Regions from separate parts of the Homo sapiens genome. Here region 2 is linked to region 1. A link is a contact called in ENCODE Hi-C or POLR2A ChIA-PET data. All regions are on one chromosome and are shown on one strand. The core of a region is the stretch at or near the end of the contact, and the rest is flanking DNA. Distances in the headings are between cores, read along the strand shown.

Region 1 (3,071 bases), core at 5-2,504:
AGGCTCCTCCTGCCCACCCCCAGCCGCGACGCCCCTGGGGGCCCTTAGCAGACTGCCAAGCGAGTGTCCCCGCCCTGTGCCTTGAATTTAGCCAAACTCCTTTAATATCAGGCCTGGCGCGGTGATTCACGCCTGTAATCCCCGCACTTTAGGAGGCTGAGGCAGGAGGATCGCTTGAGGCCAGCAGTGAAATTAGCCGGACATGGTGGCGCGCGCCTTTCTGTGGTCCCAGGTAATCCGGAGGCTGGGGCGAAAGGGTGGCCTGAGCCAGGGAGATCGAGGCTGCAGTGAGCCGTGTTGGCGCCACTGCACTCCAGCCTGGGCGACAGGGCAAGACCCTGCCTCAAAAACAAAACAAACTGTAATATCGTTCAAGAACGTGTGAAGGACACTTGGAAAGTTACCAGGCCATTTCTCTCCTGGGCGCCCGCGGCCCTAGAACGCCGGCCTCACCGGCAGACGCGCGCCCTCCTCCCAGATGCGCAGGTGACCCCGGCGGGCGGCGCGGGAAAGGGAAGAGCTCCGCGAGGCCGCGCGGGGGGGAAGCGGGAGAAGCCGCTCTTCCTATTCCACTCGCAGTCTGCGTGTGGGGGAAACGAGTGCCCGGCGTATGAAACGCCTAACTTCGCGAAATAAAGAGAGACGTATAAAAGTTCAAGAATTCTGTCCAGACTCAAGGGCCCTTTCTCATTTAGGGGCAACCCTGTCACTACATCATAAACTTTTAAATCCGTGATCCCCACGTTACAAAAGCAGAAGTCCCTTTTAGACTTTTAGCGAAAACTGAACTTTGCCGGTGTCCCACACGGAGGGAGGGAGGACGGGAGGCCACGCCAGGGCTGCGGGGCTGCAGGGCGTGGACGCATCCTGGCCGGGGCGTCCACTGTCGACGTCTCCACATCCCAGGAGGGTCGAGACGGCCGCGGGAAGCAGCCTGCGAGCCGTGCGGCCCCATTCCAAGGACCCCGCCAGTGTGAGTCACTGACAGCTTCGCGAATCAACGGTGCCCAGAGGAAAAAACTTCTCATTTGGACTTCTAGGCCCGGCAGTGGCCGGCGGCCAGGGCCCCCCAGTAGGGCAGGGCGGGGCGGGGCGGGGCGCACAGAGCCAGAGGGGCTTGCGAGCGGCGGCTGAGGGACCGCGGGGAGGGGGCGCCGAGCGGCTCCAGCGCAGAGACTCTCACTGCACGCCGGAGGGCGCCCTTCCTCGCTCGCGCCCGCGCGACCGCGCGCCCCAGTCCCGCCCCGCCCCGCTAACCGCCCCAGACACAGCGCTCGCCGAGGGTCGCTTGGACCCTGATCTTACCCGTGGGCACCCTGCGCTCTGCCTGCCGCGAAGACCGGCTCCCCGACCCGCAGAAGTCAGGAGAGAGGGTGAAGCGGAGCAGCCCGAGGCGGGGCAGCCTCCCGGAGCAGCGCCGCGCAGAGCCCGGGACAATGGGGCCGCGGCGGCTGCTGCTGGTGGCCGCCTGCTTCAGTCTGTGCGGCCCGCTGTTGTCTGCCCGCACCCGGGCCCGCAGGCCAGGTGAGAGATGCACGGGAATGGGGTGCGCGGGCGGAGGGACGCCGAGGGGAGACTGCGGGGGTCACTGTTGCGCCTTCTCCTCACCCCTGCCTCAGTTTCCTCCGAAAGCCAAACTGGCATTTGGGCTGAGATCTGGAGTTTTTTCCAGTCACGTTTAGGTGGGGCGTGCCACCCCCTTCGCGGGCCCAGCCGATGCCCCTTTGGACTCGATCTTGGAGGGTGCAGCCCGCCTGCCACGGGGTGTTGGATATGGAGGAGGATGGAGCGGAAGCCCCCTGGGGGAGCCTGCAGTCCTGCGTTGCACTTGTCATTGTGTTTCTCCCAGGACCACCCCCAAAAAGAAAAGCTCTCACGTTGCTCCACCAATAAACGTTTCGATCTTTAAAATATAAAGTGGCGAACCGCTGCCGCTGAAGTTTTGCTTTGTTGGAAGTTTTTTTCTTGCACATTTTACAGGCGAGAAAAGTGATGTAGAGAAAAGCCCAGGCAGTCCCTTGGCATGTTTAGCAGAGAATCAGTACCAGCAGCCCCCGGCCCGGCCTTGTGTCCAGGAGGTGCGCAGGGTGCGAGATATATGGTGACAATAGCAGAGGCTCCGCGTGGTGGCGGGGGAGGGGACATGGAGAGGATTTTGTTGTTACCTAGAACCCATTCCTTCTAAGTGAGTTGAAGAGAGAGATCCCTCCCCAGGACCGGGCTCCCTCGAACACTGTGGGATCCCAGTATTTCTTAACGAGATTTCTGATCCACTGCAAGAAGGTTGCTCCCCTAGAATATTTTCCCCACTAGTAGTCTATTTTTAAGTATCTGGCCACTTGACCAAATAAATAAATTTGATTAATTTATTTGGTCAAATATTTTCTGTATCCCTTTCCCCAAGAGCAGCACAGATGAGTTGTTTTTAGCCTGTAAAGGCGCTAATTAGAAAGTGAGAAAAGTGTTTTTGAATTTCCTAATAACAATAGTATTTTATAAGCTTTGAGCCATTTTTTTTACGCTGAAAGAAGTTCTAGCGGGTTTTCTTGTTATCGCTAAAAGAATGTGCACTCTATATTGCTCCCACACTCAAAAAAAAGTGTAGACACATCAAGATTAAGAGGTGACAAAGACATAGCATGTTCTCGCCTCTCTGTCTTTGTTCAGGGTGAGTTTTGAGATGCTTTTGGGAAAACTAAGAGCTCCAGACTGGGGCCCAGTGTTTAGCAGTAACTAGCCTGCCTGCAGATAAGTGAGCATTGTTGCCGAAAGTGTTTGAGAGAACACCGAGAACTCCTGAAAAATTGTTTGCGATGAGATATGATTTCACATACCATTATGTAATTTGCACAATGTAGTTTGAGGACACGCTCTTGAGAATCCAGTGTTTTGTTTGAGATTTGGATCATGGGGTGGAGAACAGAGCTTATAGAAATGCTGCACCCTTTCTCACAGTGGCCTCCCAGCAAGGTGTGTAGCCTCATTAGGGAGTGAAGTCAAAGCGTACTGGTTTCTGCCAAGCTTCTTACATCCTCATGGCAGGAGTGGTGCATGTTAATATGGACAGTGCT
Region 2 (3,246 bases), core at 578-3,077, 240 kb before region 1:
TGCGGCAGCTGGTGGGGCAGAGGGTGCAGTGAGCTGAGAGCAGGGACCCCCTCGCAAGTCTGGCACCTGGTTGAGGGGAAGGCCTGCTTGGGGCTGCTTTCCAACCAGCTTGCCTCAGGAGCCCTGTGCCAGCGAGGCTGAGATCAGGGCCTGGCACATCCCAATGGCAGGGAGAGAGTAACTTGTGAGGAGCCCAGACTTGTCCAGGGTAGCTTGGCAGAGTTGGAGAGGTGGTCTTAACAGGGTGATCTCCGTGGCACAGGAATAGACGTGATCCCAGCCAGCCCTACCTGCCAACAAGTAGTGCTTGTAGTTGGGGCCTCAGAGAGGTGTTGGTGCTGAGGGCCAGCTGGCGGTGACCAGGGATTATGCTGTGGAGCTAGAATGGAAGGAACACTTATTAAGGATATAAAGGAAAAAGCTACAGGACTTGGCGGGGGTCTGGATTTGGGCAGCAGAGGAGGACACTGGGAGGTCAGATGCCCTGGGGCAGATCAAAGCATTGCTTATCTGACTCAGCAGGACACATTTCGTGTTCTCTGTCTGCCAAGCCTAGGCTTGGGCATATAGTAGGTGGAAAAAGTTCTTTGTTTTTAGTTTCACATATTGTACTAGCTTTGGATGTATGTTGGACAGGTGCCAATCGGGTATGTTCTGACAGATGAAAGTATAACTTTTCAGAGTGCTGGTATTTTAAAATACAAATAATCGGTATTAATCATCTCCAGCCAAAGACAAGTTGAGCAACTGATATTTGATCCCAAAGTTTATATTTGTTTCTCAGGATCTTCAAAGTTGGAAACCTGGGAGAGGTTTGGAATTTTCCATGGTTGCAAATGTACTTTACTCACAAGGATTATCACACAAGTGTCTACTCACCAGGCACGGTGCTTTAAGCATTCAACCCACATGGTCTCGATTCTCACAACCACTCTGTGGGAAGGAGCATTATCCCCATTTGATAGATGGAAAAACCAAGTCTTGGAAAAACTTAAGTAATTTATTCAGTGTCGCAGCCAACAGGCGACAGCAACAGTATTACAACCTAGGTCTTTCTGACTTCAAAGACTGTGCTTAAAAACTATAACATACTGTCCCATTTCTTTATTTCTTAATGTGTTTTGATCATGTCTTCCTTGTAAGTCCAAAACATGGTCTTGGTTTTTAGGTTCTATATGGGCTAGTTCTAGTTCTAGCTCTTGATCAATAAATTCTCACTTAAGCTTTGGTGGAATTAGCACAATATAGCTATCCATTGGCTATATATGGCTATATATTGTTTTATTTTCCTTTCTCTTTTTTTTTCCTGTGAACTGTTTCTATTTTGTTTTAACTGGTACTATTATAAGTAGTTTGTTCTGGGAATAATTTATCTTGTATTTACTTTGTGTTCTTCCTCCCTCTTTCTCCTTCTCTCTTTTGCTCATTTTAGGCTAGCTCTTTCTTGCTCTCTCTTTTTTCAATTAAAATAAAATAGAGATGAGATCTCACTATGTTGCTTAGGCTGGTCTTGAACTCCTGGCCTCAGGCAGTCCTCCCACCTTGGCCTCCCAAAGTGCTGGAATTACAGGCATCAGCTACTGTGCCTTAAAGTATTATTAAGAATTTGTACTTCTCTATGATGTAGACTTTATTCTGTTCTCTTCACCCAAGAAAATTTTGGTGCATCTTTATTCTTGGTTAGGCCTCCATACCACCTTCAATTCATCAATTATCTTTTTGGTTTTGCCACTATTATGACTGGTTTCAAAGAATGCTTGGCTTTTTGTTGAAACATCAAAAGGTATGAGTAGCAAACAGCACTGAGATCTCTTCCTTCCTGTGTGAACCTCCCCACCGGAAGCTGCCTCATGCTGTGATGCTTAAAAGTCATAAAACGGTATCATTATTCAAGGCATAGAGTGACTTTAGGGAAGCTGGTGGGGGAGAACATTTGTACAAGGTTGTCACAGAATGATTTCTTTGTGTCTTCCATTTTTAGGGTGATATAGAATGTAGAGCGATCTTCCATTGCCTTCTCAGTCTGAACACCTTTGTTTTTCTTTAACAGAGTCAAATCCCCATTTCATATATGGGGATACTGAGGCTCAGAAATTTATCTCACTTATCCATGGTGGAGTTAGTGGTAGATTTGGGATTAGGATAAAGGTCTTCTGACTGTTTGACAGTGCTCTTTAGTTCCATGAGTCTCTATACACCATGTTGAGTAGTAAAAGTAGAAAGCTCAAATGAGTCTCTATAAATCATGTTGAGTAGTAAAAGTAGAAAGCTCAATAAAGAAAAAATATAAACATGAATATTAAACTTATTTGGTAGATTCAGTTCAAGTTTGCTTTTGGTTAAATGCTGCAAATGGTTTGGGGGAATTAGCCATTCATATGTTCTTGTCCTTGATCTTTCATTTTTGCTGAGAAACTTGAACCCATTTTGGTGCAAGAACAGGAATTCAGGAATTAACATTTCTAGTCATTTCTGCACTCTGTACTCCGTCCTACTTGGCTTAATGTCCCTGGGTTGCTTTTTTGTTTGTTTGTTTTTTCCCATCGTGTGATTTGTAATACACAGCTTTTCCTGCCCCTGGTATTTCTCAAGGCAAGAGTTGAGGCAGCTATGTCATCTGGGAGAGTGACTTAGGGCAGTGATCCCCAAATTCATTTACACCTGCATCAAGGTCACTTGGATGCTTGTGTGAGTGCAGGCTTCTGAGGATCACTCCTGACCCTATAAGGCCATCTCTAAGGACAACCTCCGCCTCCCAGGTTCAAGCGATTCTCCTGCCTCAGCCTCCCAAGTAGCTGGAATCACAGGCATGCATCACCACACCTGGCTGATTTTGTATTTTTAGTAGAGACGGGGTTTCACCATATTGGTCAGGCTGGTCTTGAACTCCCGACCTCATGTGATCCACCCACCTCAGCCTCCCAAAGTGCTGGGATTACAGGCATAAGCCACCGCGTCCGGCTGAGGTCTGCCTTTTAACAGAGCACTGGAGTACACTATTATGCACACTGACATTTGAGATAGCATCTATGGCTGAGGCTGTCTCAGCTCTCAGCCTTCCCACCCCAGCTTAGAAAAAAGGAACAGAGGATACCCCTTCCTCTGGGATGAGAGGGGAGAGAGGAAGGATACTAAGAGTCACCATCTGCTGAGGTGAGGAGGGTGGAGGCATGAAAAAGCAGTAGTGCATCAGCCAGGGTTGGATAGAAAGCCTGAGTAGTTTTGAAGATCCAATTAGTGTTATAA

The links. Hi-C counts contacts between places; a loop is a spot of excess contacts on that map. ChIA-PET counts read pairs that join two places held with the same protein, here RNA polymerase II (POLR2A). Pooled maps may share reads with other maps.
Region 2: a loop to region 1 is called in a pooled map, with 4 times the contacts of the local background. The contact joins the enhancer-like site here to the promoter of F2R in region 1. A Hi-C loop is called at or near these places in 1 of 50 pooled maps. POLR2A ChIA-PET finds 5 or more read pairs at or near these places in 3 of 52 experiments (A673, K562 and OCI-LY7).

Annotation. Positions count from the first base shown.
Region 1 is chr5:76,714,872-76,717,942 of GRCh38, forward strand. It overlaps F2R (coagulation factor II thrombin receptor), which reads left to right and starts at 1,255. Exons shown (of 2, transcript NM_001992.5): 1 at 1,255-1,524. The coding sequence starts at 1,437. RefSeq lists a silencer at 1,061-1,310.
Region 2 is chr5:76,472,049-76,475,294 of GRCh38, forward strand. The region is part of intron 2 of IQGAP2 (IQ motif containing GTPase activating protein 2); the gene reads left to right. Among named protein-coding and RNA genes, the nearest start is that of IQGAP2, 70 kb to the left of the region's middle. RefSeq lists an enhancer at 1-1,150. Within about 2 kb of position 1,828, at least 5 of the 41 ENCODE cell types and tissues checked have a DNase peak (open chromatin) inside an H3K27ac peak, as active enhancers do; they include OCI-LY7, where a contact is called at or near this core.